Regions from separate parts of the Homo sapiens genome. Here all the other regions are linked to region 3. The links are chromatin loops, found by intact Hi-C in ENCODE. Cell type or tissue: mammary epithelial cell. All regions are shown on one strand.

Region 1 (8,000 bases), 55 kb before region 3:
TGTTCAGCAATAAAAGGAAATGAGCTCTCAAGTCATAAAAAGACATGGAGTAAACTTAAATGCGTGTTACTAAGTGAGAAAAAACAATCTGAAAAGGCTACATGCAGTATGATTCCAACTATATGACATCCTGGAAAAGGCAAAACTATGGAGACTACAAAGATATCCGTGGTTACCAGGGGTTAGGATGGAGAGAGAGACAAATAGGCATAACACAGAGCATTTTTAGGGCAGTGGTAATCTAATCTGTATGATACTGTAATGGTGAATACAAGTCATTATGCATTTGTCCAAACCCATAGAGTATACAACACCAAGAGTGAACCTTAAGGTGAACTAAACACTTTGGACGATGATAATGTGTCAATGCGGGTTTATCAATTTTAAGAAATTACTGGTGGCAGATAATGATAATAGGGGAGCCTGTGCATGTGTCGGGGCAGGAGGTCAATGGGACATCTCTGTATTTTCCTCTCAATTTCACTGTAAACCTAAAACTGCTCAAAAGAAAAAGTCTTTTTAAAAATGAAAAATGTGACTCTCTTGGCTTTATTTGCTGCTCTAGGAAAGAGAAAAGGTGGGAATTGTTCCTATGAGTTTGCAGACTGCTTAAAGATTCAGCAAATGAGGCGTAGTTTAGGCCTTCTGTCCCAAGGCTGAGCAAGAGTACACATGCCATACTGCCACTTCTTATGCATCTTGCACATTCTAGTGGTTTTAAATTTGTGTGGATTTATGGGGTTCAGCATTTTCTCTCTTTATCCAAAGGACTACTTGTCACTTTATGTCTTTTTGATGATAAATCATCTTAGAGGACCTAGAGGGACACCACATGTCCAGTTCCCCTCTTCTACTCTCCAGCTCAGAGATGGCCAGCCTCACTCTCTGAGTGGTCCACATCTCCACTCTCACATTCAAGTTGCCTTACTTGAAGTTGTGCCCTATTAGGGAGGAAAAAGAGAATGGGTCTTGTATATCACATGATGAGTTGGCTCTGCTTGTCCTGGATTGCCACAGATGGGATACTAGCCTTAGGTTAAAAACAAAGATTAACCAGAGCCCTATTTATCACTCTCGAGTCCACTAACTACCAGACCCCCATAAAGACAGCAGTCATCAGCTAAATAAATGAACAATTAAGTTGAGAACAGATGTGTGAAAACAGCCACCCTCTCGATTTACTGACCCCTGGTAGACATTAGTTTGGTAATGGACTTTATCTGCAACAAGCAGCCTGCTTCACTGCTTAAAAGGGATGGCGTCTTTGATACTTTTAGTTGCAGTCTTACCCCCTGACTTCCCTTGAAGGGACCTGGGGCTAAGCAGGTGACTTTCACGATGAACGCTGCATTTCCCTCTTAACTCAGGTGCTCACAAAAGGGTGATAAACCATCTTGCCAGCCACACCTTTAGCTGCATTCAGCTGGAATTAAATTTGGGTGGCCATGGTTCCAGCCTGTTTTCACATATTGGTTATCCTCAAAATATTTGGAGATTTCCAAGGTGGCCCCCCTTTCTGTGATGGGCTTCATTAAGATACATTTTCATTAACACAGGGTAGTTCTTTCTACTGGAAGGTGCGCAGTAGAAATAAATGCTCAAGGCTCCTCCCAGTGTTTGGAGGTGTAGCGGTCACAAGATAATATTTTTAGAGATTTTTAAGGATATTTTGATGTTTAGCAACCGTTACAACTGCTGCTTACTCACAAAGTGAAAATCAAGAGTGTTTTTCTGTTTTGTTTTCTTTGCTTTTTATCATTCTAAATTCCATTTGTTATTCTGCATGCCCAGGTGTAAAATTCCTTTGGTGGAGCAGACCAAACCCAATTGAGTCTGTGAAATGGGCATCAGGGAAAGAAAGCAGAGAGGAGAGTGAAGGGAGCAAGCCAATTCAGTGACTCACATTCAGGCCAGGGATTAAAAGGGGCCATGCACTCCAATTCTAACCCAGGAGTGCTCAAGGGTTGGCCCATGTGTGAGCTGTTAACTGCTTTCAATCACAAGATAAAAGGAAAGAGGAGGAGGTGGAGGAGGCTCAGGGAGAGAAGAGAGGTGTTAGTCATTGCAGTGATTGTAGAGGTAGTTGTTATAATAGTTGGGTGGGGAGAGGTTGGAGTGGATTTATTATAAGAACCTAGGGCACACAGATCAGGGGACTAAAGGTCAGGAAAATACCCAGGCCTCTGAAAGAGACTGAAAATAGGACAGTAAACCAAAGGAACCCAGGGAGTGTGCTCTCTTCCAGCTTCCTCACTGCACGTCCTCTGGGTTCTGCCCTCAGAACCCATCCTGCAGACTGGCTTTCCAGATACTCAGTCCACCTGGCAGGAAATTACGACAGCACTATCCCAGCTCACTCGAGCTTCTCTTATTCTGAGAGTAGCCCAGGGTGAAGCCGAACATTTTTAACACCAATTCCAAATGTTTGAAAGAATCAGATTGGTCCTTCTTGAAACAGTAGTTTAATGAGATCTAATCAACTGGCTGGGAGCTACGGCATATAAACACAGTTACCAGAAGCCTGCGCCAACGGGCAAAGGAAAACAGTGAAGTGGTCATGTGAGCTGGGAAGAAACCCAAAGAAAGTCTCTTCTAGACTCCATCACTGTCCCTCCGCAGAATACAAAGGTTGGTCTCTGGGTATTACCAACCTGTGTTGCTGGATTTGTTTGTTTTTGTTGTCTTGGTTTGACTTGTGGTTTGAATCAATAATTTGCTTCAAAATGTAATAAGAGTTTATACTTATAGAAGTATATAAGTAGAGTTTATACTTAAAGAAGTATATAAGTAGAGTTTTTACTTATAGAAGAGTTTATACATTTGCTTCAAAATGTAATAAGAGTTTATACTTGTTCATGTCATTCGAAAAATTATACTCACTTTTCTTGGTAAGAAGAGTTTTGGGAGTGGGAAAGAAAAAATGAACATGGAATCAGATACGTTGAATCTAGATGTAAACTAAATGTTTTAAAAGAACTGTCCTTATACCATCCCCAGGGAAACAAACAAGTCAGTTACATTGTACTTTCTTCCATAAGAATAAGAAATATGCCCAGCCTGGTGCAGTGGCTCATGCCTATAATCCCAGCACTTTGGGAGGCCGAGGTGGGTGTATCATCTGAGGTCAAGAGTTCGAGACCAGCCTGACCGACACAGTGAAACCCTATCTCTACTAAACAATATAAAACTTAGCCAAGCATGGTGGTGGGTGCCTATAATCCCAGCTGCTGGGGAGGCTGAGGCAGAAGAATCACTTGAACCCAGGGGGCGGAGGTTGCAGTTAGCAGAGATTATTCCACTGCACTCCAGCCTGGGCGACAGAGCAAGACTCTGCGTCAAAAAAACAAAAACAAACAAACAAAAGACTCTGTTCCCAAATAATTGGGGAGACTGATTTGAGTAATAATAATGTCAAGCACGTCCGTGTGAAGAGACCACCAAACAGGCTTTGCGTGAGCAATAAAGCTGTTTATTCACTTGGGTGCAAGTGGGCTGAGTCCGAAAAGACAGTCAGCGAAGGGAGATGGGGAAGCGGTTGCTTTATAGGAGTTGGGTAGGTAATGGAAAATTACAATAAAAGGTAGTTATTTACTGTTAGCAGAGGAGAGGGTTGCAAGGTACATGGTGGAGAGATCATAAGACTTATTGTCCAGAAGAAGAATGTCACAAAGTCAAATGATCAACTAAGATAGGGCAGGGACAAGTCACGATAGTAAAATATTGTAATTTTACTCAGTTAAGGCAGGGACTGGCTGTTTTACTTCTTTGTAGTTTTTCTTTGGCTGCTCCAGACTTCTTGGCTCCTGCAGGCCATCTAGACGGATATGTGCAGGTCACAGGGGTTATAATGGCCGAGCTTCGGCTCAGAGGCCTGACAAAACTCTGACCTCTCGCAGGAAAAAAAAAAAAAAAAAAGAAAGAAAAAAGAAATATGTTTATAAGGGAATAGAATAGATTGTTTGGATTGTGCCTAAGAAAGTAAGGTTAGGTGTTTAAGGCTATATCGTAAATGATTTTTCACTATAAGGTTACCATGTTTCAAAGGCCCAAACTTCAAAATATTGTTTCCATCAAGTTACGTCCCTGCCCACTTTTTCTTTCCCAATTTTATGTGTGGCTTTGCCTGAAAAGAATCCCAGCACTCGCGTGAGAGGCTGACTGGCAGCTCAGTGCTGTGCATGCCCCATCCTCGCCTTTAGGACCTCATTCTAAATGCAGGAGAGAGCAACAGTGGCAGGAAATCATTACCATCCAGCAGCTCCCCGGGATTGGGGTCAAAGGCCACTCTGCAAGGAGTTGAGGGTATTAGAATCCATTCTGGGGATTTACCTTTCTTTGCAGTAGCTTCTGTTTCCTAATGCCTAAGAGATCTGAATAGCCTTTGTTTTGCACCGTTTCCCTCCAGGCTTAGCGCAGATATGAATGCTGATGTGGTATGTCACACTCTGGAGTTTTGTAAACAGAACACTGGCCAACCATTGTGTCATCTCTACCCTCTTCCCAAGGTGAGTGTGTAATCACTCTGAACATCTGTTTCCAGGGACATGCAAGGCTTTTGGAAATGTTAGAAAGGGAGGCTTAGCTTTTACTCGCTCAGTGTTTTGGGGACAGGGAGAGGCAAGATGACATTTTCAATTACCCCGCAAGAAATAATATTCCTGCATTTTGGCCTAGATCCATACTACCATGCTAGAAAGAATGTCTTTGCTGTTCAGCCATTGTGGACTGTAATTTTGAGCTGGCCTGCCAGTAGGTAGGAAATCTGATCAAAGAGACGCAGAGGTTTAAATCCCTATCACTTAAAAATCAAGCAAGTCACTCTCACAGAGTGAGCAACTCATGCCAGTTTGCCCAGGACTTTCCTGCCATGAGCACTGAAAGCCCCACATCTTGGGAAATCCTGGGCAGTTGGTCACCCTACGCTGAGCCTTATTGCTCTTACTCATAAAATGGGTTATGATAAACTACCTCCCACAGTGGTTTATTGTGGGAAGTCGGTGAGCTAATATGTAAAAAATGCTTAGCACAATAACTGATACAGTTTTTAAAGTGTTAAGAGAAATGACTGCTAAATGATCATTATTGATAACATTATTATTCAGTGATAGCTGTTCAGAGGACCCTGTGTGCATTATATCATTTTGTGTAGCTTTTAATTAGATTGCGGAGAGGAGGCTGCAAATGTTGACACAATTCCCTCCGCACACTCTGGATGAGAGGATAATATTGAATCCAGTTAGGCCACAGAATATTAATTTTCAGGAGCTGCCCGTGAAAAAAAATTCTTTGCCTTCTTTCTTGAATTGTAGTTTTTCTGGATATAACACAATAGGTTTCTATTTTAATTGTAATTTCCTTTTTATTCATGTTAAAATGAAGTTCATTTTAGTGCTTTGTGGCCTAACCAATGACCATGATTTTGCTGATGGACAGTATTAAATACATCAGCCTGTCTCCTTGAGCAGGAAGTAAGAGATGCAACTACCTGAGGAACGTGTATATTTCAAGCTTCCTCTGTCACTGACTAAGTGCGAATTAAATTTCCCCTAATTCCACCTGAGAAGCTGCAGGCTCCACTGGTACCTAGAAGAGTTAGTTAACTTTAATTAAAAAAAAAACTTTTCATGTGTTCAAATAGCGTGTGACTATTGTATCATAATATCATAATATTTTCTGTTTGATATTGCAAGGAAGAAATGGGTCTCTGTGTAGAAATGCAAGTGACACAGGTTTTGTGATTTCCTTAAATAATAATGTCATGTATACATTACACCCACAGCTACACATAGTCGCAAAAAGTTCAACTTTAAATTGTCCCATTTAAAATGGCATTCTTTATTTTTATACTCTCTAGAGTTTACTTCTGAAATTTCATGTCCTTGTCTTCCTACCCTGACCCCCTTCTCAATTCCTAACTCTGTAAAATTTCGACTGCCTCTGGCTGCAAGGGAATTGGAGGATTTCATGTGGGAACCGCCACCTTCTACCCCAGCTAGCATTCAGTGCTGCTGGGCAGCCTGTGACGATTCCCTGGACAGCCCCCTTCACTTTCCTCTGACGGCTGTTCTAGGCCTTCACCCTCTGCCTCGGGTCCCCCTCTCCAGCCTCTATCTCTGCAGATGACCCAGAAAAGAGGGACAATGGGTATACACATGGACAGCTTCACCCTCCTCTGCCTCTGAGCTTCCCCTGAATAGTAGTAACTGACATTGACTGGGCACTCACTTTGGGCCCAGTGCTGGTGTAGAGGCTCACACTTGATCTTGTTTTGTTCCCAAGCAGGCCTAGGTTGGAGGTGTCATTTCGACTCCTTTTTACAGTGGAGGAAACTGAGGGTTAGAGAAGTTATGTGACTTCCTGAAAGTCACTTCCCGAGGAAAGAACAGAACTGGGTTCACACCCCGGTTGTTCTACTCAGAGATTGGTTGAGCTCTAACGTGGTGTCAATGTTTCAGAAACTCCCCTGGGGTGTCTTCTTACAACAGTCAGCTGAAATCCTACCACCAGAAACAACTGATGTCGAAATGTGTGTTTCCTTTTAACTTTTCAAATAAATTATATTGTATTGAGAATTTATTTGAGAGTTATGATAATGCATATACAATTTTATACCCTACTTTGTTCCCTTAACATTACATTTTGAGCATCTAGTTTTCAGTGGTATATAGCAGACCTTTTTATCATTCTGCAAATCACTCCTACGTAGCACGTATGAATGCTCAGGTGGAATTACCTACCTGTTAGGGACAAACTGCCCCAAAAAAGCTTCTTGGTACTGCCAACACCCCCCACCAAACCTCTTTGTGCCACCCCTCCCCTTCCCCCAAGCCTTTTTACATTTCGAAGCCCTTATCTAGGTGCCGTGGTGAAGTCAGCAGACTTTACCTATCAGGCCTTGCAGCAATAAAGCAAACCCCAATTACAAACCATCCAGATGGCACAGGGGAAGGTCGCACAAAAAAAAGTCATAAAAAACGTAAACAAACTTTACTTACATCCTTCGGTACATAAACGTCACAAGGTGATATGTGGCAGAGTTAACCAACATACAACCCCAGGGTCTCTCTCCCCCATATAAACCCCTCATTTTGTAAGCTCAAGACTGCCTCCTCTGTCTGTAGTAGAGCAGCCGGCAAGTTAAATAAAGGCTTGCCTAAACTTGGGTCTCTCTCTCTCGTCCTTTCTCTCAGCTGACCTAACATTACCTACTAAGGGCGGGTGAAGACACAAATGCAGACGTAGATAATGTTCAGCCCTCCAGAAGGAATTCTCATGACTCTCCTAGTCAATAGTCCCCAGAGTAGCCACTATTCTGAAGTCTATCGCCACCGGCTAGTTCATTTTTAGGAAACTCTATCCTTGAATGTCGTATCAAAGGCCTCGCGCGGTATATGCTCCTTTGTGTCTGGCTTCTTCCACCTGTGAGTTTCATCCCGTGTTGGGTGAACAGCATCATTTCATGTAGAATTCCCCCAATCATCTTTTGATGTAGCTCCTGCACTACTGTCCCAGTGAGTCCAACCAAATCTGCTCTTTCCTTCTTTCTAATACATTTTTTTCCACATTGATGCCACAGATGCCTTGCTGTAGGAAAAATATGACCTTCCACCCCAGCCCAACCCTTTGCCTGGAAAGCAATTTCTCACTCTGTCCTTCCACTTGGTGGATTATTCCTCCCCATCGTTCATGGCTCAGCTTACATGTCACTTCTTCAGGGAGGCGGGCCCTATTAGATAGCCCTCTTATCATAGCTCCTGTATATTCCTTTCTTGAACTTGCCACTTTACAAGATATATTCCTGTGTGACTGCCTGCCTGTCTCTACCACTATCCTCTGAACTCCAGGAAGGCAAATTCTGTCTTGTTCACCACTCTATACCCAGTGTCTAGGACGGTGCCTCACACATACCAAGGAAATGTGTATTGACGCAATGAACGGGTAAAGTGCCACTAGCTTCTCATTTGCATCCCTGATGGAAATTCTGACTTTCCTCATGTGAA
Region 2 (8,000 bases), 78 kb after region 3:
AGTCCCAGCTGCTCAGGAGGCTGAGGCATGAGAATCACTTGAACCCAGGAGGCGGAGGTTGCCGTGAGCCAAGATCGCGCCATTGCATTCCAGCCTGGGCAACAGAGCAAGACCCTGTCTCAAAAACAAAAATGAACAAACAGACAAAAGACTTATTGAACATTTTTTACATAAAAAGCATATTTCAATTTTTTAGAACTTGGAGAACACAAAAAAGCATAAAGAACAATAACAAATATCACGCAAAATTCCACCACCCAAAGTTAGTATATGTGTATGTCTTCCCATTACCACTTCTAGAGATCAATATATTTGGTTTTTGCCTACATAGTATGAGAATGCACATACTCTTTTATGCTTTCCAATGTTCATAGATTGTTTCTCCACACCATAATGTTGTAACCATTCTAAAGTTTATACGTGACTATATTATGATTTATTTCATCTTTTGTTGTTGGACATTTAGATTGTTTCCAAATTTACACTATGATAAATAGCATTGTGATGAGCCATCGTATATCTAAAGGTGTAAGTCTCTGTGTACATCTCAATTTCCTTGAGACAAATTCCTAGAAGAATTACTGGGCCAAAGGGTATGTCCATGTTTAAGGATTTGATCCATATTGCCAAATTGCTCTCTAGAAAGGTTAAGCTAATGACATTCTCATTCACCTACCCATGACAACATTCAATATCATGGTTATCTTACCTTTGCCAGTCCCAAGGGTGTTAAAACTAGTATCACTAATTTACACTGATTTGATTCCTAATGAACATTAACATTTGTCTCATGTTCACTGGCCATTTGTACGTGACTAGAATTTAATGTGCAGAGCTGCTGTCTGCTGATGGCTTGGAGAAATGAAAGTAGAGTAGGATGGGGAAGATCGATTTCTTTGTTCTGCCTGAATTGTCTCACTAAAGCCAAAGTCTAGATTTCATGAAATTCTCCCTGTTTCCTCTCTCTTCAGAGAGCAGAGCAACTCTCCAACACACTGAAAAAAATTGCAGCCAGTGAGAAATTTACAAACTTCAATCTTTTCTACATGGATTTTGCCTTCCATGAAAGTAAGTAGCTTTGTTTGGGTATTGACAGAAGATGAAAGCAGCAGCTAGTTTAGGGCCTGGGCAACTGGTTTTATACTTTTATAAGCCACCAGGCAGCAGATTCGGCAGGGTTACTCCTGCCTATTCTGACACACTAATAGCTCTCAGTATTGAAAAAAAGATAAAATGTGGGACTTTTTCTGAAAAAGTTGGGTTCAGCATTACCTCTGTACTTCACCATCATTTTAGAATCCCTGATGCAATAGAGCCAGTGACTGGTTAGAAAGAGCTTTGAGCTGGCAACCTACAGGTTAATGCACTCACTAACCTGTTCTTGTCGGGTTAAAAGCCCTGGTTACCTGATGGATGTGACAGAAATGAGGGATATGGTGGCACCTCTCACAGTGGGCCCTGAAATACCCAGGGACTCAGGAGCAGTGCAGATTCCCACACCCCATACAGGATGAACTTAATCAGAACCTCTAAGGGAGGGACCAAAGAACTTGCCCATGGCAAAGTGATCAACCCATGTCCCAACTTTCTGGAAGGAATATTACTAAGTTGCTTTTTTAGCATTCTGTCCAAACACCGGAGTCACTGCTGAGTGGCCACACAAAAACAGGCATGATTACTATAGCTACTGATTTACTCTTTACATCTTGAGTCTGAAAAATTATTGCTTATTGACTGTAATCTTTCCTGATTCATTTTCATTGCTAAGCAATTTTTATACAAGAGCAAAGCCCCCTGTTGACTGCCAGATGAGATAATGCTAATGAAGGGTTTCACAGTGTAGGCGAAAGATGGAAGATTCCTCATCCAGAGTTTATCATCTCTGTCCCCCACCCCCAGTGCCCCCATCCGCAGCATCTGGGTTGGAGCAGATGGCCATCATGAATTATCAAATATTACATTCACTGACATGTTTTGCATTGCAGACTCTAGTAGTTCAATTCTGAACATCCTTTCAACAAGACTGGTCTCCCTTAACTAGATTTCCTGCCTAGGTGATACACATTTCTCTCGTGGGGAGAGACATTTTGATAAATAACTTCTCATTAAAATGCAGAGTTAAAGACCCATTAATGAATTCCTGGTGTAAACAAATGCACCACCAAGTGATCTTTGATCATCATCAACCTTGAATATAGATAAAGTTATTAAAAATATAATAATGTCTAACACTCACATGGGACTTTTTTTTTTTACTTTCCAGAGTGATCACTAGCTCTGTCATTTATTATCTCTGGGACTGCAGGCAATTCTCTGAATATTTTTAAACTCCCTTTCCAGCCCTGGAAATGGGGATACCATATCTTCCTAACAAATCTCTGTGATGATTCTATGAAATAATGTGTCATCCTCCTAAATGTTATGCCTGGTACACAGAAAAGGTACCATTTCCTTACACCCTTGCTACTCAATGTATGCTTTTGGATAAGCAAAATCAACACCACCCAGGAGCTGGTTATAAATGCAGAATTCCAGGCCCTACTCCAGACCTACCTAATCAGAACCTGCATTCAAACACAACCCACAGGTCATCTCTATGCCCATTAAAATTTTGTAAATGGTTTGTGAAGCTGAGATGGGAGGATCGCTCAAGTCCAGGAGGTCAAGACCAGCCTGGGCAACATTGCAAGACCCCATCTCTAAAAACAAAACATCTTTTTTTATTAGCCAGGCATGGTGGTGCATGCTTGTAGTCCCAGCTACTCTGGAGGTTGAGATGGGGGGATCACTTGAGCCTGGGTGGTTGAGGCTGCAGTGAGTTGTGATCACGTCACTCAACTCCAGCCTGGTTGACAGAGAGAGACCTCATCTCTATAAAAATAAAAATAAAGTTTAATAAATGGAGCTCTATAATGCCTCAAGATTAAGAGCTGGGTCAGTCATCAGATTTATAAGTCCTGCTATGTGCCAGGAGCTATGAAGGTGCTGGGAACATAATCGTCAACAAAGCAGAAGAGTCCTTATCTCTGTGGAGGATATAGAGAGAAGAGCTTTATTCTTGTCTGTCCAGAATTCCACTGGTGAACTGATATGCTTGGAAGCAGGGCCTCATCAGCCCTTTCTTGTCCTCACAGCAATAATAAACACAGTGAAAAAGCAAAAAGTTGAATTAAGCTGAACTGAACATTCTACATCAACGTGGGAGAAAGCTCCTAGGCATTTCTCCATGCTTGGCGATTCCCATCAACAGTTCAAGGAACTTCCTGTTTTGTAATCTCCTGCTATTTGTTTAAAATAAATGTGAAGATCTAGTTTTGGTGCAGGGCCTTCTTCATCTTCTCCTCAGGAAGTTAGTGGGCACCCCACTAGGGAAGGCATGTGGGCACAGTGAGACCACTGTGGGACCTGCCTCCATGAACATCTGATACAGCACCTGCATTTGATGTCTAGGTGCCGCCATGTCCACCTCTGAAAGAGCTAGCATTTCTATCTGGTTTTCAGGAACCGTGGTAGTGTCCTGACTTAAGCTCAGAGTCAGGTACTGCAAAAGACATTTTTAACTTGAAATTTTAGCATTTTCCAAAGCAGTGGGAGGGATAATCCCCTCCCAGATCCATCTCTGTGGGTAACCACCCGTGCCTGGGCAGCTCATCTTCCCAGAAACCCACCCCATGTGGGTACGATGTGTGGTTATAGAAAGAGCCCAGAATTTACAACTGTCTTCCTATTCCAGCTCAGACACAGAATAGCTGGGTGACCTCAAGTGAATTAAATAACCACCCAGCCTTTGTTTCCTTGTATGTAGGATAGAAATAACTAACCCACGTAAAGATTAAGTAAAACAAAACTTGTAAAGTTGCAAAGACTCAGTAACTGTTAGTGGCCGTCCCCCGCCACCACCATCATCCGTGTGTATGAAGCAACTCCTTCACTCCTGATGTCCAACCCACCCCCCAGCTCCATTCACGCCTGTGAAGTACTTTGAGTTCCTTCGAGGAAGGTATGGTAGAAATGCATCCATTACCAAGAAGAAAAGTAATCTTTTATCAGAAATTAAAATCCTACAGAGTCACTTATTAAGTCTGCAGTCCTGATAGTCCCATGAAAATCTCTCCTCTCATTTTGGTACTGTATGTGATCTGACAATTGTGTCAAAAATATTCTCATTTTTCATGATACTAAAATTCACAATTTCACATCCTTGTGACAGAGCAAATTGCAGTTAAGGGTCCCTGTCACTTGAGGGTAGGCACAAGACCCATTCATTTTCCACCCTGACAGCCTCAGTCCAGCACTGAAAGATGATTACTCATCTCCAAAGACTTTCTGTCTCTTGCTGACTCATTCTCCAACTGGTTATGAACTAAACAGAGGCAGCAACTTTTCCTCCCTTCAGGAAATGCCAACTTGAGCAGGTGATATTCTTTTTCTTTGTCTGCACCACACCTCCCCAACAGAGGAAAGAAAATGCCACTTGGCTGACAAAGCCATTTTTACACTGACAGTTTAAATATACCTCCAGCTGCCCTCAACTTCCCAGACAGCTCAATTGGCATAAACCTGGCTCTTGGTTCCCCGCACCATGAATACATTTGTAAAATCAGCCAATGACTTTATGGGGCTGGCCAGAAAGCAGCCTTTTCTTTAAAATATCTGCTAGTGTTGCTGTTCATCAAACAGTGTTTGATGAACAAGTGTTTTATGAGTCTTCCTCCCTTGTTTCTATTACATCTTTGAAAAGCTGGTCATTAGCAGCTTCTTTGACTTTACAAATAAACTACATTAAAGAAGAAGAAAACAAAACAAAATACATTATGCTCCAAATCTCCACAGATCATCCATGATCATTCAAGAAACTTAATCCAGATATTCTGAAGAACAAATAGGAATTCATTGGTCTATTTTAAGTTATGGTCCAAAGTAGAAAGGAAGCTGACCAACTTACCATGTTATCTTTGAATGGACCTCCCACTCTAAAATCAATCAAGGAAAAAGTAAAGACCAGTGTCTGGTATTGCATTTCTCCCAAGAAAGCAGAATTTCATCCTGAGATAAACAAAAAAAGGATCTTCCCTTTGACATTGGTCACGATACAGATAAAATCCTAAATAAACACTTGCCTGTGAGTTACTGAAGCTCCCTTAAGTTTTACTGTCCTGATGGCTACATGTATGTGATGACCCATATCCCTCACAGACATAATAATCATATGGGGGAAAAAAATGATGTTTACCTCTGTAAATAAACAGGTTGTAGTCTTAATAAACTTGGAGCATTTTCTTTTAACACCTATTGTATTATTTTATATGGCAAGCAAGTTCTTCCAAAGGCTGGACTCCCTTGTAGTTGCTGCCTAATGTAGAGAAGGGATGGGGGTTGAGAGACAGGAATAATTTCCTAGCAGGCAGGAATGTGTTATCATCGACATTATTTAGAATTGCTGGACTATGGTGATGACAAAAGGTGGACCTCTCCCACTGCCCCCAACCCTAGGGTACGCTCCTATTCCCCCGCAAAGCTTGGCAAGTAAATATCCCTCCTCTTTCTTTGTGCTTTTTCTCCTGAGTTTTCCTTTTATGATCCCCACAATTATGGGATTGCTCAAGTCTCCAAGGGAAGGAGAAGGGAATGGTCATCTCTTCTCATTTTGAAAACACAGTATAGGTTGAATATCCTTATCCTGAATGCTTGGGACCAGAAGTGTTTCAGATTTTGGATTTTGGGGGATGTTTTTGGATTTTGGAATATATGCATTATGTATACTTACCAGTTGATCATCCTACACACAAAATCCAAAATTTTCCAGTAAGCATTTCCTTTCAGCATCATGTTGGCACTCAAAAAGTTTTGAATTTTAGAGCATTTTGGATTTTGGCTTTTTGGATGTGGGATGCTCAACCTGCATCACTAACTCTGATATCTGAATTATCTTGTTCCATGAAGACATCTATCAACACCTCTCTTTCTTTCTCTAAGGGCCATAGTTTTCAGTTTGGTAATTAGTAACACACAAAAAATGCAAATCAAAATGAAAATAGCCTAGAATTACTTTAAGCCTAGATGCCAAAATTGAATCACAGTCTAAGAAACTCATGTATAAGCAAATCTCACCTTTGTAATATCAGGCTCCTAGTAAACATTCTTCTCAAGGAACATGATATTGTTTAAACTGTGTTTCCCTAACAGGTTCAAATTTGCTTTCTACTGTGGATTTTCCAGAGCTCCTGATCACCATAATCCTTTTCTAGACTTTTTATTAGCCATCTCAGGCATGGGCTTTGATTCAACATGTCATTCAACTCTCTTTGCAAACATGGAGAGTCAGAAAGTATTTAAGAGGCTTCCTACCACCACTGCATCAGATGACCCCAGGAGAGTCCAGGTCAGGTCCATGGTTTGCTGTGCATCTATTTATTACAAGAGGACTCTGCCTCATGTCTTATTCATCCAACTCTTCACAACTTTTTAGTAGGCTCTGTCTGAAGTCTTGATGAGGCTCAATTCCCATTGGCCTGCTGTTATTAGCATACCTGGGAATTTTTTAATAACTGTCTTATCTCAGAATGCTGTAATAAAATACCATGAACTGGGTGGCTTATAAACAACAAAAATTTATTTCTCACAGTTCCGGAGGCTAAAAGTTTAAAATCAGGATGCCAGCATGGTCAGGTTCTGGTGAGGGTCCCCTTCCGTGTTGCCGACTGCCAACTTCTCATCATATCCTCACATGGTTTAAAAAAAAAAAAGAGTGAGCGAGCCCTCTGGGGTGCATTTTATTTGATTTATTTATCTTTTAATTTACTTATTGTCGAGACAGAGTCTCACACTGTCTCCCGGGCTGAAGTGCAGTGGCGCAATCTTGGCTCACTACAATCTCTGCCTCCCATGTTCAGGCGATTCTCCTGCCTCAGCCTCTCGAGTAGCTGGGATTACAGGTGCCCACCACCACACCTGGCTAATTTTTTTTTGTTTTTTTTTTTTTTAGGTTTTCTTTTGTATTTTTAGTAGAGACGGGGTTTCACTATGTTGGCCAGGCTGGTCTCGAATGCCTGACCTTGTGATCAACCCTCCTAGGCCTCCCAAAGTGCTGGGATTACAGGTGTGAGCCACCGCACCTGGCTGGGTGTGAATTCATGGGCATGAATTCCATGATGGGGGCTCCATCTTCACGGAATAATTACCTATGCCATCATACTGCGGATTAGGGTTTCAACACAGGAATTTGAAAGGGACACAAACATTCAGTCCGTGCAACACCCTGTTGCGATTGTCTTTCATTCTTTCTTTTCTTTCTTCTGTTAGCATCTGTACAACATAAGGTGAAACCCAAATAAAAATAAAGGGAAAAGTGGGAAAAGGGACAAAACGTTAATCAAGAACTTTGGTGAAGCAAAAAGGAGCACAAGTAGAATGGAGATGATGTCATCTCTGAAGTCACGGAGGGGATGGGGAGGCTGACATTTCACCTGGCCCGGGCCTTTCTGCATCGTTGCTGATTTTTGTTTGAGAGACTCCTGTGGGACTGCAAGGAGAGATGGGACAAAGACCATAAAAGGACAAAGAGAACTGAGAGGGCTCAGTGGTGGTGATCCTGGCTCTCTGCATTTGAAGAAATCTTTCCAGATGGCTGGTTCTCCATTGATGGCAATTTGTTGGATGTTCAGATTGGGAATGGCAGGGGATGGGCTGGATAGCATTCATGAGCAGGCAGGGCCAGCATCGCAGCCAGCAGGGCAGTCTGGAACCCACAGGAGCTTCAGAGTGTCAAGTCCAGAGGGAAATGTGAGGCAGCTAGAATTGAACCTCAAGAAGAAGGTTGCATTCCAAGGACATGCCAAAAAAAAAAAAAAAAAAAACAGGCAAAACAGGCCAGGCAAACTGAAGACTGAGCCAGGCAAGCTTCCCCAAAACTGTGCCTTTACAAGACACTATGGCCAAGGGCAAGAAAGAAATTGTTGAAAGCTGCATGCTGGCTTGGCAGAACAAATAAACTTTCATGA
Region 3 (8,000 bases):
GCTGTCCCCCAGCATCCTTCCTCTGGGGGAGACTGCCTAGAGCTCATTGCCAATTGCAGGTCTTCCCACAGGGTCTCAGCCAGCCTTTGGAGACTACTAAAGAGCCATCCCTGTTAGGAAACTTCTGGTGCTTTTTGTCTCTTTGTACCAGACCCCCCCCCCTCCCCGCCGCAACAGCTCCTAATATTAATAGTTATGGTGAGCATATAATTTATTGTCCAAACTGGACACTTTGAGAGAAGAGGGATTGCTCCCATAATTATGCCATGACAACAGGCATTAACCTGGACTGGCTCAGACAAGTCTGGATGTCTGGCCACCCTACTGATAGCCACATGCCAAGCTCACTCCACAGTCATGACAGTGCCCAGTGGAGAATCTCAAGCCCCTAACTTACATGTAGAATAGTCTCGGACATTGACTCAAACAGACCAGTGTTCAAATCCTGGCTGAGCCACCTACACTCACTTCTTTACTCTGAGCTTTAGTTTCCTCATCTAAAAAGTATAAATAATGATGGCTACCTTGTCAGAAATCGGGAATCATTTTTATAAATGTTAAAAATTGGACTATTTATTTCTATCTACATTTTAGCTAAGGCCTGAGACAATGTGGACAAATTATTCCCACCTTCCCACCACCAATATTTCTTCCAAGTGAAAGATGAGACCATGTCCACAGAGCCTGCAAAGGAAGGGAGTGAAGCCAATTCTGCAACCTGTCACTTATCTCCAGAATCAAAGGTCCAGAAGAGTTGAGGCTGGGAATGGCCAGTGTCAGAGGGACAGTGGGGCTCAGCTTTCCCTGTCGGGGAAGGTAAGTGTGCTTCCCCCTCACTGTAAAGACGCCACTAAGATAACTGGATAGGGGTCTGCAGAGACTGAGCCCAAGAGGACTGGTGTTGGACACCCCCATGGGGAATGTAAGAGCAGTGACCGAGGCAGCAGGACAGAAAGAGCGTGGGCCCTGGACAAGGACATGAGCCCCAGGAAGGGAGAGCCAGCCTGGGCCACTGGACATCCTGCAGAGGATGGCCTGCAGGGGCAAGGTGACTTCACAGGGCTTAACCTCCAGCTGAGCAGGGCTGAAGCAGCAAACTTAAGTGACTAGTGGAGTGCAGAGAATGCACACACTCCACCATGGCAAGTTCAGTCACCTGTTCCCCACAGTGCCTCTCAAGAGCCCCACAACAGCCCTCATTATAGAAAGTCAGCTTTGGATATCTGCCCGGCTAGAGGCAATCACACCCGACTGTACCTCTTCTCCCTCCACCGCAAGTCTCAGCCAGCAAGAGGAAGGAAAAGCTGGCCAAGTAGACAAAGAAAGTGGACCACATTCCCATCCCTGGGTGCAGATAATCAGCCTCAAGCCCAGGATGGACAGGGAGCAAGAAGTTTTACTTAAAATTGTGAAGACTGAACATTTTTCTTTTCTGAAATGGAATTGAATATAACCGGAAGAGTGTATGTTTCTGAGAATGAGCATGTGCATAATTGGGCTGGTCTGGATTTTCTTCCAGGGCAAGGGATGAATTAGCACCACAGATGAGTGTGCAGTGGGAAAAAGGAAGGAGTTGTCTCATTGCACCCTATGAGTACTGCCTGCCTCATGTGCCAGTTAAAGACCTCAAACACCAGCAGGAGTCTCCCTTGGGGTCTGATGGTAGGAATGCATTTACAAATCAAGACCCTTCAGGAAGCCCAGACATGTTTCGTTCCATTCCTTTGCTGCACCAAGGACCTGATCGTATTGTCTGGCAAGCACAGTAAATGCTGTAGAAAAACAAGTGGGCATTGTTTCATAATGGGCCCTTCTGCCTTCTATGAGGCTAGTTGATACTTCTTTGCCTTTGTCTCCCTATAAGGCAGAAAACACATCTGTGCGTACATGACCCCATCCCAGCTGTATTCGCTGAAAAGGAATCCACTGTCAGGCATTCTCCCTGCAGCAGCCCCTCTCCTCTCCTGCTCTTGCCATCCTCTGCTTAAGTAGTGGGGCACCCGGGAGTCCTGTTTACAGCTAATTAGATTAGGAGTGTATTCATCTGGAAAGATATTTGTAGTTCAATAAAGAGAGTATGAAGACTCTCTCTCATGGTTCCAGAGACACAAAGGGTTCTGAGTCTCATTCCGACCTGTCTGCTCCCTTTCTTCTTAAACAACCTGAGCTTCTCTCCGAAATATCTAAACCTCAGTAGTTAGGTTCAAATCGACCTTCTCACGCCACAAGAAAGACCTCAACTTAGAAAGATGTCAAAGGAAGATGAAGAGCAAATCCAAAAACACTTTCATGCTGGTTTTGTTTTTTTTCTTCTTTTCTTTCAAGGGAAAAAACAATCTCTGCTTGAGTTGTTTGTTGAAAAAGAAGAGGAGGTGGAAAGATCATTGAGGCCAGCAAGGGATGCTGCCCTCCTGCTTCTTCCCCCATCTGTTCAAAAATTATTTCCAACATATTAAATGCTGCATTTCACTGAATCAGAATTGCATGACAGGTTGGGGGAGGGGGTGAGGAGAGAGAAGCAATTCTGAAATACAATTTCCCAAATGTTTATTTTGCTAGCTAAGGCTGTTGCCTATCCCATTATAAAATCTTTGCACGACCCCTGGCAGGCTGTTGTCTGTAGGGTAAGTAGGCGCAGATTGAATTTCGTGCTGTGTCAAGGACAAAATGAATCCTTAATCTAGCTGCTGAAAATGCATATTCACTAGAGAGCAAAGCGGCTCCCATCTCTCAAGCTTATATGCACTTCATTTCTCCCTTTGAGATGATTTTGTATATCAGATTTGGCTACTCTTTATTAACCCACAAACAGCACAGGCAGTATCGAAGCTGTCACCCTACGCTCACTCACCCGCCCTGCTTCCCGCTGTCTGGATTTATCACTGCACATAAAGCCTCCCTTAAGCACAGAGGAAGATTTTCATGATGCATACAAAATATGGGAATTCTATCTGAGTTACCTTCATGTCGACTCCAGAAATATCTAAGCATTATAGTGCTTTCTTATTATATTTTAAGATGAAGAAAAGCTATTGTTTAGTAAAACTGGACAAAATCACATCTTCTGCTCCTCAGCCATCTTGCAGGCTAGCGGATTAAAGATGCTAGGTGATGAGGAGAGAAACCTCAATCCTAGTTACTTCTCACTGATTCTGTCAGAAAAAGAGAGTTGTGTTCACCGTGGTGAATTCTGCTCTCCAGCAGCAGTGAGGCCACAAGAGACAGAATGTTCTTCCGTTTCCTTTCCCTGTTCATGAACAGGCCAGACAGGCCGTTCTTGAATTCTGATCAACTCGATGCCCTTCTCTCCCTACTCAAGGTGAGAATCTGCGTCTCTCACCTGCCAGCCATGTAGGGTGCACTCCCAGGCTCATGGGAACATCCATCATCTTGGCCCTGCTGCCTACTGAGAGAAGTAAAAAGCCAAACACCAGTTGTTATGAAAACTACAAGAGGAAATTATTTTAAACTCCATACTTCTGAAAAGCATTTATAATTACTCAGCCCACATACCTGCTCTGCCAGAACATGAAATAAAGACTTCTGTATCAGGAGGCAGTGTGAGTCAGTCAATGCCTGTGCTATCCAGCCTGCTGCTGCAACTAGAGGACAATCTCTTGTCCCCTGGTTAATTATGTCTGTCACCTGCTTCACTCTCCCCCACATTCCTTAGCCATCAAATGGAGCTCATGAAATTACTCATCACAGGGGAAACGCCTAGAATCTCAAGTTCATTGGCATGTGGAAAGAGAAAATTCCATCATTTAAAAATAATGTTAGGTGGTTGGAATTAATTGTCATACACTGTTCATTCATTGTTTTTTCAACTAATTCCTTCCATGCAATTCCTTAGGAGGAGTGGGAGTAGGCAGAGATTATCCAGCCCAGCTCTAGTCAAACGTCTAGGAGGCAAGACTGGCTTCTATATGATTTCCTAGGGAAATCATACAGAATTTCCACTCAAGGAAATGGTTGGGAGTTAGGGCACAGTGATGAGCTAAACCACTAAATTAGGTCATTAGTGATGACCTAATTCCTGCAGGAATATAAGGAAGAGCATGCATGAAGTACAAAGTCCAAAGATTCCAGAGGCAGAAATTGAGGATAGCATCACTAAGCCTGACCGCTAAAGAGCTCAAAGGAAAGCGGAGCAGAAAGCAGCAAAGAGGTCATGGTCTCATGTTGGTAACATATATTTCAGAGCCAACAAGAATGAGTGGATGCATCAGCTCTTCTTAACAGAGCAGGATATGGGCTCAGCTGTGGTCACAGAGTCCCAAATTTGGTGACTTAAGATGGAAGTGTTTCCCTTTTATGTAGTAATCCAGAGGGAAGCAGTCCAGGGCTGGGGGAAAGTTAGGTCATTCTCAACATGCAGCTTCCATCCTGGGGTCTGAGGTAGCTGCCCGTAATCCTGCCACCTGTCACCTGGAGGGAAGAAAAAAGACCAAGTGAAGGCACACATATCCCTTGGGAGAAGTTGGCACGATGGTGGCAAATATCACTTCTTTCTCACACCCCATTGTCCAGAGCTTAGTCATATGGCCATACCAGGCTGCAACAGAGACTAAGAAGTGCAGTCCCTGGCTGGGCAGCCCTATGCCCAACTATCACTGTTCTATTATTAAAGACAGAGAAATAGATAAAGGTGGATAACTGGGGCTCTGGAGGTGAAAAGCACCGGCTCAGCCTCAAAAAATGTAAAGTCTAGCTGGGAAGATAAACAAATAAGCTCACGATAATTAATAATAATAATAGAAAGCAAATATTACCATGTGCTTACCAAACACCAAGTATCCTATTTAACATTATCTTATTTAATACTTGCAATGGTCTGAATGTTGGTGTCCCCCCAAAATTCATATGTTGGAACTAATACCCACTGTTAATATGAAGAGGTGGGGCCGATGAGAAGGGATTAAGTCATCAGGGCTCCATCCTCATGGCTGGGATTGGTACTCTTATAAAAGAGCTCCCTTGCCCCCATGTGAGAATCCAGCAACAAGGCACCATTTACGAAGCAGAGGCCTTCACCAGACCCAAATTTGCCAGCACCTTGATCTTGAACTTCCCAGTCTCCATGAACAGTGAACAATAAATTTCTGTTGTTTATAAATTACACTATAAGGTATCTTGCTATAGCAGAATATAGACAGAGAAAATATAGCAGAATATGGACTATAGCAGGAAATGGACTAAGACAATACTGAAATGACTCTGCTATTATATGTATTTTATAGATAAAGAAACTGAGACTTAGCAAGTTTAGCTAACTGACAAAAGGTTAAACATGGAGCCCAGATACAAACTAAGTCTGTTGGATCCTAGAGTAGAGGTCAGAAAACTATGGCCCTTGGGTCAGACACTGCCCTCCCTGCTTTTGTAAACTAAGTTTCATTGGAACACAGCGATGCCCGTTCACTTACATATTGTCTATGACAACAGCAGAACTGAGCAGTCACAACAGAGACCAAACGGCCTGCAAACCTGAAATATTTACTGTCTATTCCTTTACAGAAAAAGTTTGCCAGCCTCTGCCCTAGTGCTAGAGGGTTAGGTGCAGTCAGCTAGGCATGCACAAGCTACCATGAGACCTAGAAGAGGACACCTAAGAGAGAAAGGCCGGGGCAGGCGAGGAAGGCTCTGAGAGGAAGTCCAGATGTAACCAACCCTTGTCTGTTGATTAGCAACTGAGCAGTCAAGACAGTGGAGCTGGAGGAAGAGCTTGTGGTGAGACCTGGAGGTCTGCGGGGATAGGGGTAGGTTCAGGGGACCCAGATTGTTGACGGGGGTGGGAGAGGAGGGCTGTCAGGAGAGGTTGGGGACATGGAGGTTCCTTGTGGTGGAGGATGACATTGAATAGCTACAGTAGCCTGCAGATTAGGGTTTCCCTACATGGCCAGTCATTGCAGTCAGGTAGGGCACTTATTCAAAATGAGATACTAGGGCCCCACCACAAACCTACCCAATCAGGATCTGTACTTTAAAGAAGCTCCCTGTGAGATTCTGGGAAACACTACTGAAGATGTAGGAAGAGAGTGAGGAAGCAGGGCCCCTGGCCAGAGGTTGCTGCAGTCACCCAGGGCCAGCAGATGTGTATGCCCAGAGGGGTGGAATGGCAAGGTTTTGGGACAGCCTCTTGGTATAAAGTGAAAGAGCGGAGAGAAAGAAAATGAGATCATCATTTATGATCACGGTCATGGGGAACAAGAGCCCAGGTCAGTCCTGGTGAGCAGGTGGCCCCAGTGAGGTCTTCTCCACTTTCCCCTCTGTAACTTGACCTTGGACTTCTTCTGGTATCAAATTCCAGTTATTACCCCCAAAAAAGAAAAACTACCCACATCCCAGACAAATTGCAGTCTGGCTGTTGTAGAAATGACTAAACTTTTACAGAATCAAAGGTATCAGAAGAGTCAGCTTTGAGGACGTGTACCTCTTCGTGCTCATTTCAGGCCCTTGGAGGAATTTTTTTTTTTCTGTTTGTGGAAGAATTTGTTTCAATGGCCTTAGAAAAGAATTGATTTGTGGTTATCTCTGCATATGAGGAGGATATTTTATACTCTTGTTTTCTTGCTTTTATGTATCTAAAAAAAAGTTCAATCACCCTAGGGGATGAAAAAAAAAAAAAACAATGGAAGGAAGGGAATTCAGTAGAAAGAGTTTAACTGTACAATGCGTTCTCATTTGGTATGCGGCAGTGAGAGAAATGCATCCCTCGACTCATTCATTGAATAAATAAATCATAGGGTTAGAGCTTAAGTAATAAATAATAGAAAAGGAAAAGAAAGAAACTAAGAGGAGCTGACAAGGTAAAAATAAATAAATAAAAAGAGCTGCATTCAAGCAAAATGATGAAACATGGAGTGTTATTTGCCATTTTGTCCTCTTTGTATTTACTTGTCATATTTTGCTAGAATTTTTTATTTGATTGTTTATTCACTGCCCCCATAAGCTTTTGTACTGGCAGAGGGTCAAAGAGGAAAGGCTCTACTTTTTCCCTGAAAGTGACTTATTTCGCTGAAGTTGAATGTGCATCGAATAAGCATCGTACCAGGTGCTGAGTAGTTATTGCTACTGATCTGCTGGTGTGTAGTACATTTTAAGTCACTAAATTTGGGGATTACCTGTTACATGAAAATGTGTAACTGTAATACTTGGTGTTTGTTGGTCTCCTTTGGATATGATATGATGAATTTAGCCCTGAGGTTTTGCATGCGGTGTTAGCAATACTGGAACTATTTCCCCCTGGCCCCTCTGTGCTTGGTTCTCTCTTCCTAGCCTTCCAGGACTCACACGTTAGATAAGACTTCCTTCAAGACTCCTTTCTTGAAAGCCCCACATGTGGGGCAGATGTCCCTTCTATGTGCTGACACAGTACTCTGGACTGCCCTTAATGCTACTAACATTTATTGAGCTCTTACAAGTCTAAACGTCATGCATAGATTATCTTTTTTAATTCTCTCAACCACCCAATGAGATAGGTACTATTATTAAGCTATTTTTATTGGTAATGAAACTGAAGCACAGAAGGATTAAGGAAAGACTTCCAGGTTACCCAGATGGGAAGTGTTTATTGTCTGTGCTCCTCTAGACGGTGAGTCCCATGAAGAAGGAGCCCACAGCTGCCTGGTATGGAGTCCAACAGAGTGCCCAGCACAGTCTGGTGCCTGATGTTTCTCTCTCTCTCCCTCCCCTTCCCCCCTCTCCCTCCCTCTTTTCCTCTGTGTGCCTCTGTGTGTATAATGAATCATAGGGCCACAGGGACTTTCCCTCAATATGAGACTCATCTCACACACGGGAGATTATAAGGTTTACAAATCAAATGCACAGAGTTAAATTACTTTCTTGAAGTTGTCTATATTAAAGCCTTAGTTTATGAGAACTGTGCTACCTAATCTAGTTAAGCCTGAGATGACAGAGGCAGAAACCAGATGATATATCCTCTCTCTATTCTCCCAGAACTTCCTCTGCCAGACCCCACTGGAAGGCAGACCTCCAGA

What was found. Hi-C counts contacts between places; a loop is a spot of excess contacts. Peaks named below come from ENCODE experiments on the same cell type or tissue, not always from the same donor. Only the 100,000 strongest peaks of a DNase experiment are listed, where the experiment ranks them.
Region 1: a loop joins it to region 3, with 4 times the contacts of the local background. A loop is called at or near these places in 4 of 110 quality-filtered maps.
Region 2: it touches region 3 in a loop (2.2-fold over the local background); 2 of 110 quality-filtered maps call a loop at or near these places.

The regions. Positions count from the first base shown.
Region 1 is chr7:36,655,671-36,663,670 of GRCh38, reverse strand. AOAH (acyloxyacyl hydrolase) reads left to right here. Exons shown (of 21, transcript NM_001637.4): 4 at 4,406-4,505. Among named protein-coding and RNA genes, the nearest start is that of AOAH-IT1, 60 kb to the right of the region's middle. RefSeq lists an enhancer at 1,681-2,223. In mammary epithelial cell, no CTCF peak of the experiment used is centred here; DNase peaks (open chromatin) are centred at 1,980, 4,420 and 4,900; H3K27ac peaks cover 2,470 bases.
Region 2 is chr7:36,523,486-36,531,485 of GRCh38, reverse strand. AOAH (acyloxyacyl hydrolase) reads left to right here. Exons shown (of 21, transcript NM_001637.4): 19 at 972-1,068. Among named protein-coding and RNA genes, the nearest start is that of AOAH-IT1, 73 kb to the left of the region's middle. RefSeq lists a cis regulatory region at 4,335-4,345 and enhancers at 4,268-4,412, 4,189-4,483. In mammary epithelial cell, no CTCF peak of the experiment used is centred here; a DNase peak (open chromatin) is centred at 4,375; H3K27ac peaks cover 683 bases.
Region 3 is chr7:36,601,073-36,609,072 of GRCh38, reverse strand. All of the region lies in intron 11 of AOAH (acyloxyacyl hydrolase), which reads left to right. Among named protein-coding and RNA genes, the nearest start is that of AOAH-IT1, 5.0 kb to the right of the region's middle. In mammary epithelial cell, no CTCF peak of the experiment used is centred here; DNase peaks (open chromatin) are centred at 3,582 and 7,742; H3K27ac peaks cover 1,098 bases.